2 separate regions of the Homo sapiens genome follow, and region 2 is linked to region 1. A link is a contact called in ENCODE Hi-C data. All regions are on one chromosome and are shown on one strand. The core of a region is the stretch at or near the end of the contact, and the rest is flanking DNA. Distances in the headings are between cores, read along the strand shown. Region 1 overlaps CACNA1E (calcium voltage-gated channel subunit alpha1 E). Region 2 has its middle 20 kb from the start of LINC00272.

What was found. Hi-C counts contacts between places; a loop is a spot of excess contacts on that map. Pooled maps may share reads with other maps.
Region 2: a pooled map shows a loop between it and region 1 (5-fold over the local background). The contact joins two enhancer-like sites. A Hi-C loop is called at or near these places in 6 of 37 single-sample maps with no recorded cell type and 3 of 50 pooled maps.

Annotation. Positions count from the first base shown.
Region 1 is chr1:181,501,675-181,506,281 of GRCh38, reverse strand. The region is part of intron 1 of CACNA1E (calcium voltage-gated channel subunit alpha1 E); the gene reads right to left. Among named protein-coding and RNA genes, the nearest start is that of CACNA1E, 20 kb to the right of the region's middle. RefSeq lists enhancers at 788-1,017, 1,438-1,557. Within about 2 kb of position 3,026, at least 6 of the 41 ENCODE cell types and tissues checked have a DNase peak (open chromatin) inside an H3K27ac peak, as active enhancers do.
Region 2 is chr1:182,424,932-182,429,588 of GRCh38, reverse strand. No RefSeq gene overlaps it. Among named protein-coding and RNA genes, the nearest start is that of LINC00272, 20 kb to the right of the region's middle. Within about 2 kb of position 3,053, at least 2 of the 41 ENCODE cell types and tissues checked have a DNase peak (open chromatin) inside an H3K27ac peak, as active enhancers do.

The DNA.
Region 1 (4,607 bases), core at 1,777-4,276:
AGACGGCAAATAACACCCACCCACCAGTCAAGCTAGTGCCCCTCAACCTGGCAGACTGGACAAAGACATGACTTAGAAAGGTCAAAGGGAGCTCCGAGTCGCCACGGCCTCAAAGACCATCACCCTTCATGGCAACCACAATCAGGGACAAGATGGAAGTCTGTCCAGGACTCTGACTCTCTGTTCTAGAATTCAGTGACACTCATTACACTCTGTGCCTGACACTGTGCATATTTTAGGGAAGAATATCTATCCCTGGTATCCAGATTGCTTGTGTTTTGAAATCTTGAACAAATGGAGATGATGGGGCAGTAAGGACTGGGAGCCCCAGGGCAGGACCTTGCCTGCCTCACTCACCACTGTACTTGGCACACAGTGGGGCCCCGGTAACTGTTATTTTATTAATAAATTAATATTCAATTGATAAATGAATCATACAGGGAAACTAGAGCCAGAGGTATCCTTACAAAAGGTACCCACACTCTCCACACTGTATACCCATTTGAACTTTTTATACTGTCCACTGTAGACACACATGACCTATTTAAAAAAGAAAATAAACCAGCATACATGGAAGATCCCTTTCATGTTTAAAAAAAAAAAGAGAAGGCCAGGTGCGGTGGCTCACGCCTGTAATCCCAGCACTTTCAGAAGCCGAGGTGGGCAGATCACGAGGTCAGGAGATCAAGATCATCCTGGCTAACACGGTGAAACCCCATCTCTACTAAAAAAAATACAAAATGTTAGCCAGGCATGGTGGCACGCACCTGTAGTCCCAGCTACTCAGGAGGCTGAGGCAGGAGAATGGCGTGAACCTGGGAGGCAGAGCTTGCAGTGAGCTGAGATCGTGCGACTGCATTCCAGCCTGGGCAACACAGCAAGACTCCGTCTCAAAAAAAACAAAAACAAAAAAAAAGAGAAGGGAGAGAACAAGAAAAAATTCTGTCTTGCTGGAAGGATGATGAGTCTTCTCTCGGTAGCAGGGTTATTTTCACTTTCTTCTTTACTCCTCTAACCATTTTCTGAGTGTTCAAATGAGCATGTGTTCATTTATCACTACAAAATCAATTAAAGCTATATGTATCCTGAAAAGAACAAATCAACACAAAAACCCATCCCAACCTGAGAGTGAGGAGGAATGCGATGGCCAGAGAAATCAGAAAAAGACTTCGGAGAGGATTAAATGCAAGAGAATGAAGGGACCTGGCCAAAATGAGGAAATGACCATGAAACCACTTTGAAACTTGCAAAAGACATCTTCCTTCCTGCCTTCCCTCCTGTACCAGCTCACTGCTCACTAGAGGCCTCATTTCATAAACTTTACTGGCAATCTCCTCAAACACCCCTTCACTCCTCGTTCCCTCTGAGCCCATTAATGAGGACCTGTGTTGCTCCAACTCTCTTTCTAGTCTAGCAGTTTCAAGACAATCATTAGGGAAATGATAAAAATAGGTTCACTTATTGATTTATCTCCTTTACCCAATGCTCCTTCCTTTGAATGGTTGACTTGTTTCCTTAGCAACATGGCTAATTTGAGCAGCACGACGTGGCCTGCACACCTGCCATTTGTTCATTTCCTTCTTGAAGCACAGAAAGCTGGGGCAAGGGTGGTGATGCTGGTTCTGCTGTCACCGGAGCCCTGGGGGCCTGGCCTGGAGCTGAGCTCTTCATCTGCCTGAGCCTGAAAAGCCTCCTCATCATCACCTCTCAGGTACAGATCTGTAGGTACATGCTTGGGAAGGACTTAGGCCTCAGGCAGTAAATATTGGGTGTCCCCAGGCAAACATGCATCTCTATCACCACCAGGGGGCTCATCCTGAAGACCTCTGTACTTAGCTGTCTCCTCCCAGAGCCTATGACATCCGAACACTAAGAAGGCCATGCTCTGACAGGCAGGCAGATAGAATGCTGTGCACTCTCCCAACTTCAGCCTAATGCAGAATATGCTTTTGTGGGGAGCAGTCGGTGGGCACTCAGGCACTTCCTGGAAACTCCTGGGGGGGTATAGAAGAGTCCACAGTCTGAGGGGAGGCATTCCTCAGCCTCCTTTACCCATTTCCACCCCTCACCCCAGACCCTACAGGAAGACCTGTCTCCTTTTCTCCCTTCAGTCTCATGTTTTTGGATGTCTAAATCCAAGAGATGTAACAGCCTCAGAGGATGGCATGGACACCTTCATGCATGTCTTTCCACCTCTTCTTCATGTGCACATAAATATCATCCTAATAAGTGGACTTTGACTCAAAGACAGTAACAGAGAAAGAGCCTTAACTAGTCTGTGATTCCCTATTAGCATGACACCAAATAGACATTTTACATATGAACAGGAATGAAATACAGCTATCCAAGCCTTCCGTGTAACTTCAGAATCTTCTTCAAGACCTGGAATGCAATGGAAAAAATGTAGCTTGGTAAAGGAAACCAGAGCCAGGCCTCCGACTGCAAAAGCTGTCCCAACACAGTACTCAAGAGTCAATGAAGGGTTATGACCATCCATTCCCACAGAACCAAACAAGAAATACAAAAGGACTGAAGCCTAAAATGATACCGGAATCTGAACTCCCTCTGAAAACTGTAAAGTGTTGCACAAATACAGTTACTTTCAGTATCCTACTAACTCAATCTTTCAGCATCTACTGTGGCTCAATACTTTGGGGAAAGCATCTGTTGGTGGTTACAGCCTCCAGCCCTCAGGAGTGGGCTGGCTGGCTGTAGCCATGGACTGACACAGAGGAGACCAACTCCAATAAAGGATTTAAAAGAAAATTATGGTAATGGGCCTCCAGGAAAAGAGCAAAGACATTTGGCCCAGAACCTCCTGAGAATATGGAAAGCGCATCCAAACACCAGTCCCCAGAGGAGGATTTATGAAGCTGATGGCTCTGATGCAATCTCTCCCAGTGATTAGAAGGGATATTAATCACACCCCAGGCCAGGGCTAAGAACAGGAGGGGTTGAACCATCACAGAAGTCTGGCTCCAGTTCCCACAGACCCTGATGGAAATGCAGTGAGATCATGCTGGTGAGATCATATGACCCTCGTCTGAGCCGACTGAGAAAGATACATCTGTCCTGGAGGGACGAGTAATGCCGAAGACATAAGACCTTGTGCCTAAAACCCAGACATAGCAATAGTTATGACCATCACTTCAACAGTGTGTCTGCATCCCTCATGGTCTTCCTCACCTTCCTAGAAGCAGACATTCTTACAGAAATCTCTGCTTCCTAACCTGTCTACACAAAAGGAAAATTCAAACCAGCCCTGTTCAAACAGGCCTGGCCTGGCCAGGCACAGTGGCTCACGCCTGCAATCCCAGCACTTTGGGAGGCCGAGGCGAGTGAATCACTTGAGGTCAAGAGTTCAAGACCAGCCTGGCCAACATGGTGAAACACTGTCTCTGCAATTAATACAAAAATTAGCCAGACATGGTGGTGGGCACCTGTAATCCCAGCTACTTAGGAGGCTGAGGCAGGAGAATAGCTTGAACCCAGGAGATGGAGGTTGTGGTGAGCCGAGATCATACCACTGCACTCCAGCCTGGGGGACAGGGTGAGACTCTGTCTCAAAAAACAAAACAAAACAAAAAAAGAACAAGCAAGCAAAAACAGCCCTGGCCAGTCCAGCTCCCTTCCTGGAGGGATGTTTCACATTTTCTCCAGATCATGGCATAAAGTAGAAGTCAGTATGAGGTAAAAAGATGGAGAGCCAAGAGGGCTTTCTAATGCCTCTCAGCAAGCCGCTCCACCCTGCCCAGGTGAGAGGGCCCAGGTTAAGAGATAAGCTATGGTGCAAGGAGTCTTGGCCCAGGGCTCCTTCTGGACTTCTTTGCACTCACTCCTATGGCTGCCCTGGCAGGACATGGCAGCCCAAAAGAGACCAGCCCAGAAAAGGGAATAAACAGACAGAACTATTCCTGGAGATTCTGAGGAGCTATAGATGAACTTTTCAATTCTCTGAAAATAAATGTTAACCTTCCAAATTTATCAATATATGGACTATCTTCCTATTTGGGTAGTCCATACTTTTAGGTTTCCTGGGTCTGTTCTGGGCTGATCAACAGAAGGTGAACCACACATCACCTCCAAAGGGCAAGAGGGCTAAACCCCTGTGTTTCTCCATGTGACAGTTAGCAGTGTACAACTCTGGCTGCAAACCTGGAAGTCCACCCTGCATACCCCTCCCATCCCCTCTCTAACCACGGCAGGAGACATGCACTGTCAACAAGCAGAAAAACATGAAAGAAGGCTCTGCCTACTCCATACTGTCCCATGTCATCATCTCATTGCTTTCCTTGTGCAATTTTTCTCACCACCCAACCTCATCTTAAAAAAAAAGACTAAAAAACCAAACCCCTTTTCTTTTTTTAAAACAAAACAAAACAAAAATGTATCATGTGACTTCCAGCCTTAACATCAGTTTTTTAACTTTGGTTTCCATGGTGGTGGGATGCAACCTGCCATCGCCATGACAACAGCTGCCTCTGTTCAAATTCACCATCTGACAGGCAGTCCTGAACAGACACACACCTCTCTCCTTCTTAATCCCTCTCTCTCTCTCTCTTCCCCACTCCTGCTGTCAAGAAGATGGAAATGCCATCACACCTACT
Region 2 (4,657 bases), core at 1,804-4,303, 920 kb before region 1:
TAATTTATCTAAACTGTACTCTTGTTATCCATAAAATGAAGATATTTACCACACAGGGTTATGGGTGAGAATTGAATGAGATAACGTGAGTTTAGCATAGCCCTGAATAAATAAGAGTTATTATAGTGTCTTTAATTAACTAAAGTAATAAAAATGAAAACTAATGTTAGCATAGTATGTTGCAGTTTGCAAGGTGCTTGCACGTACACTATATAGTCTGATCCTTATAAAAGCCGTGTTAGATGAAGGATGCTCTCTACCTGTGACTACTGGGGCAACTGAGCCTGAGTGAGTTTCAGAGCCTTGCTCCTTTCAGACTGTTCTGTCACTTCCTGGGGTTCTACTCTCCTACCATGTTTGTGTGTCGCTGACCCTCCTTGTTGGGATTGCCTCTGTTATGGGTTCAATTGTGTTCCTCCCAAAATCCATATGTTGAACCCTCTAGTACCTCAGAATATAACCCTATTTGGAAAAAGTATCGTTGAGATGTAATTTTCTAAGTTAAGATGAAGGCGTACTGAAATAGGTTGGCCCCAAATCCAATGCGACTGGTATCTTTATAAAAAGGGAAAATTAGAATGTAGACATAACACAGGTGGATTGCTATAGCTATAACACAGGTTATAGCTATAACACAGGTTATATGGAATGAAGGCAGAGATATGGATAATGCTTATAAGCCAAGGAATGTCAAAGATTGCCCACAAAGCACTAGAAGCGGAGGAAGAGGCCTGGAACAGATTCTCCCTCATAGCCTTCAGAAGGAACCAATTCCGCTGCCACCTTGACCTCAGAATCCTAGCTTCTAGAATATGAGACAATAACTTTCTGCTGTTTAAGCCACTCCATTTGAAGTGCTTTGTGACAGCAGCCCCGGCAAGCTAATATAGTCTCCTTAGGCAGGGGGCTCTAAATGCAGTTCTGAACCGACTTCAGTCAGGATTGCTTTTTCCTTTGGGAGCCTCATCTGCTTGTGCTGGACACCACTGGATTTTACTAATCCAGTACCAGATTTTACATTAATATCTTAGTTTGGCATGTATGCACTCCCTGTACATGGAGTGTGAATTTGGAGAGGCTTCAGATTCTCATGGGAGCTTTGTTTTATTTTCCACCTGGAGCTCTTAGCAGAGAGTAGTTTCTTTTCTATTTCTTGAGCTGGTCGGAGAAGTTCATCCAGCCTCCCTTACGAAGAAGGGACCCCATTTCCAAATTTCCTAATCCAGCTGTTATGTAGGAATCTGAGCTTTATTTCCTTAAGATCATATCTCCTGTCCCCATTTTTGCATGGAAACCCCAGCTATTAGGACTTATATCTGGGGCCAGTCTCACCCTGCCAGCCACAGGATCAACTCATGAACTTGTCTTCTAGCTATGAGTCACATATTATAGTTCATCACCTGGGGATTTTGGTTTTCTTCTTTAGATCTTGACTAAAAACAATTCTTTTTTTTAAGGCTGTATCTTATTTATTTTATCCAGCAAGTCTTTTCCTGCAGGGGTGGGAGGTGGGGAATTAAATCAGCCAGCCATGTTGCTGAAAATGGAAGTCCTTGGAGTAGGTATTAGAGAAAAGTCTGTTTTCTAGAGAAAGTAAGGGCATTTGAGTTGGGGCAGTTCTCACATCCAGGTGGGTGCTTTGTTTCTTCTTGGGGCATGGTTCAGCCAAGCCATTGTAAGCATGTAGTGGGGAGCGGGTGTTCTACAATATGGAAAGAGCTGCTCCTGGAGGCTAAGGTTCCTCCCACAGGAGGGTCCTTAGTGTGACTCTCTCTCCTCCTCTCCATTCTCATCAGGAACCTTTAATACTCAGGAAAAATCAGAGAACATTGCTGGACTGGAATGGAGTCCTGGGCCACCTGAAAAGGATTTCCATTTCTCCTGTCCTTGGAAGGAGAGACATAAGAGAGCCAAGTACAGAAAATCCAAACTACTTAAGTCAAGGTTAGAGCACGACAAATCACCCATTAAACCCTTTTCAGTGTAAGGTTTAGCCTGCTAAACCCTTTTCAGATTATAAGTAAGAGTACCTGCCCACTCTCATTAGCATTATTTCCACCATGGACTCACACCCATAAAAGACAGCCCAGTTTCTCAGGTGAGGGAAACAGATGAGGGTCTGCTACTTTAAGGCCTCTGAGAACATGAAGTCCCTCCTAGGTGGTCTTACCAGTCCCCCTGCATCAACAAGATTTGGTACTGTGGTGCTTTAGCCAAGTATTAATAGTTACCCAGCCCAAGATGTTCCAGAACAGCCTTGTGCCACACCACATTGAAAATCAGGCCTGGGCCCTGAATATGCCACTGCGAGAGGAAACTTGCTTGAGTTTCCCATCAAGAGAAGTGAGAACTTTCATATTACCCAGAGCAACAATTTGCAGTTATTGGGGTCATTCTGAAAGTTGACTCAGGTGCATCAAAATAACTCTCATCATTTGAATGGTCATAAGAATCAACAGCTTGGCTATGAGAACATCAGGCAAGAGAGTACATAGTTATTTTTCCTGATTTTCTGCCTATGCAGATGTAAAAATTATACATAAACATTTTCACACTCTCTGAGCGGAAGTAATGTTACTCACTTTTTTTTTTTTTGAGGTGGAGTCTCACTCTGTCACCAAGGCTGGAATGCAGTGGCACAATCTTGGCTCACTGTAACCTCTGCCTCTCGAGTTCAAGTGATTCTCATGCCTCAGCCTCCTGAGTAACTGGGATTACAGGTGTGTGCCACCATGCCTGGCTAATTTTTTGTATTTTTGGTGGAGATGGGGTTTCACCATGTTGGCCAAGCTCAGCCACCCAAAGTGCTGAGATTACAGGCGTGAGCCATGGTGTCTGGCCATGTCACTCATTTCTGAAGTGAAAAAACTGGCTTTAGCCCCCAAGACTGTCAGGAAATGGACCCTTCATCATCCACCTCGATTTCCCCTTTTCTCTAAGAATCCCACGGCTAATACAGTCTCAAAATCTGTTGAATAGCCAACCATTCTCAGAAAAGGGAGAGGCATGAATAGTGTTCTTGACGTTGCTATGGTAACAAGTCCCCACCCTTCTTACCCTCCACCTCTCACCCTCATCTACCATGGGGAACTGACTTCATAGCTCCCTAGTGCTGTAGCCCACTGAAATAAAGGGGCTGCCACAGCTTGGTTCCTGCTCAAGCCAGCAGGGGCTTTTTTAGGAGGACAGCTCTCTGAGCGACCACATTCACCCTGAGCCACCTCCAACACCAGTGCTCCTTTCATGGGCCTCAGAGCCTTCTGACCCACTGGATCCCATCAGCTCTTGCTGTTTCCTCTGAGGTCTTGCTCAGAATGAGTGATTGCATCTACTGCCAGCCAAACCCACAGTCTTGTGCCCTTCCCAGTCTCTGGGATTTCTTGCAGGGTGGACTGTTGCTTGCTTTTTAATCTCCTAAAACCCAAAAGGTCCATCCTGACCCTTCTTCAATAGTTTGAGTACTGTACCACCAGAAGGGGCTTGCATTTTAGGGAAAAAACAAAAAACAAAGCAAAACAAAAAAACTGTCTTCTCTCCTGGGTGACTAGAAGGATCCAGACTTCAGGAACACAAAGGCTTATTTGCCACCCTTTTGGTAGACCCAGGACAAGAACTTTCATCCCTTCTTTCTTTTTCTTTTTCAGTTTTCCAGTTTTTCTAAATTAATTTTTTAGCCAGGCACAGTAGCTCATGCCTGTAATCCCAGCACTTTGGGGTGGTCAAGGCAGGCGGATCACCTGAGGTCAGGAGTTCAAGACCAGCCTGGCCAACATGGTAAAAACCTATCTCTACTAAAAATACAAAAATTAGCCAGGCGTGGTGGCAGGCACCTGTAACCCCAGCTACGCGGGAGGCTGAGGCAGGAGAATCGCTTGAACCTGGGAGGCGGAAGTTGCAGTGAGGCAAGATAGTGGCACTGCACTCCAGCCTAGGTGACTGAGGGAGACTCTGTCTCAAAAAGGAAAAAAATAATAATTTTTAAAAAGTATCATACATAGGCCAGGTGTGATTGCTCACACCTTTACTCCCAGCACTTTGGGAAGCCAAGATAGGAGGATGGCTTCAGCCCAGGAGTTCAAGACTAGCCTGGGCAACATGACAAGACCCCATCTCTACAAAAAATAAAAAATTAGCTGGGTGTGGTGGTGCATGCCTGTAGTCCCACCAACTTAGGTGGGAGCATCACTTGAGTCTGGGAAGTCACAGCTGCAGTGAGCTGTGATTGTTCCACTGCACTCTAGCCTGGCTGATAGCACAAGACCCTGTCTCAAAAAAAATTTCATATATAATATACTGTGCCACTTATACTTTGATGGCATAATAGCCATTTCTGCTCAATATTTATTTATTTTTGAAATATCTTGTTGATTTAAAGTTGTGTTTTTGTTGATTTACTTTATTATACCAGAAAATGAGGTATGATGACTTTGAGATTTGAAGCTTTTGCTAGTCCTCTGAGCTTAGTAATCGTTATGCACACGAATCACTTTTTAGTGACAATGAAACTTCAGTTTACCTGCCATCAAATTGTTTAGGAAACTGGAATGAAAATAGTTTTTGGTTTTTTAGTCTTAAAACCATTTTAGACATTAATATTGTTAAAGTGTGTTGAGCCATCTCTGCCATCTTTGATAAAGTATTTTGAATGTACTTAACT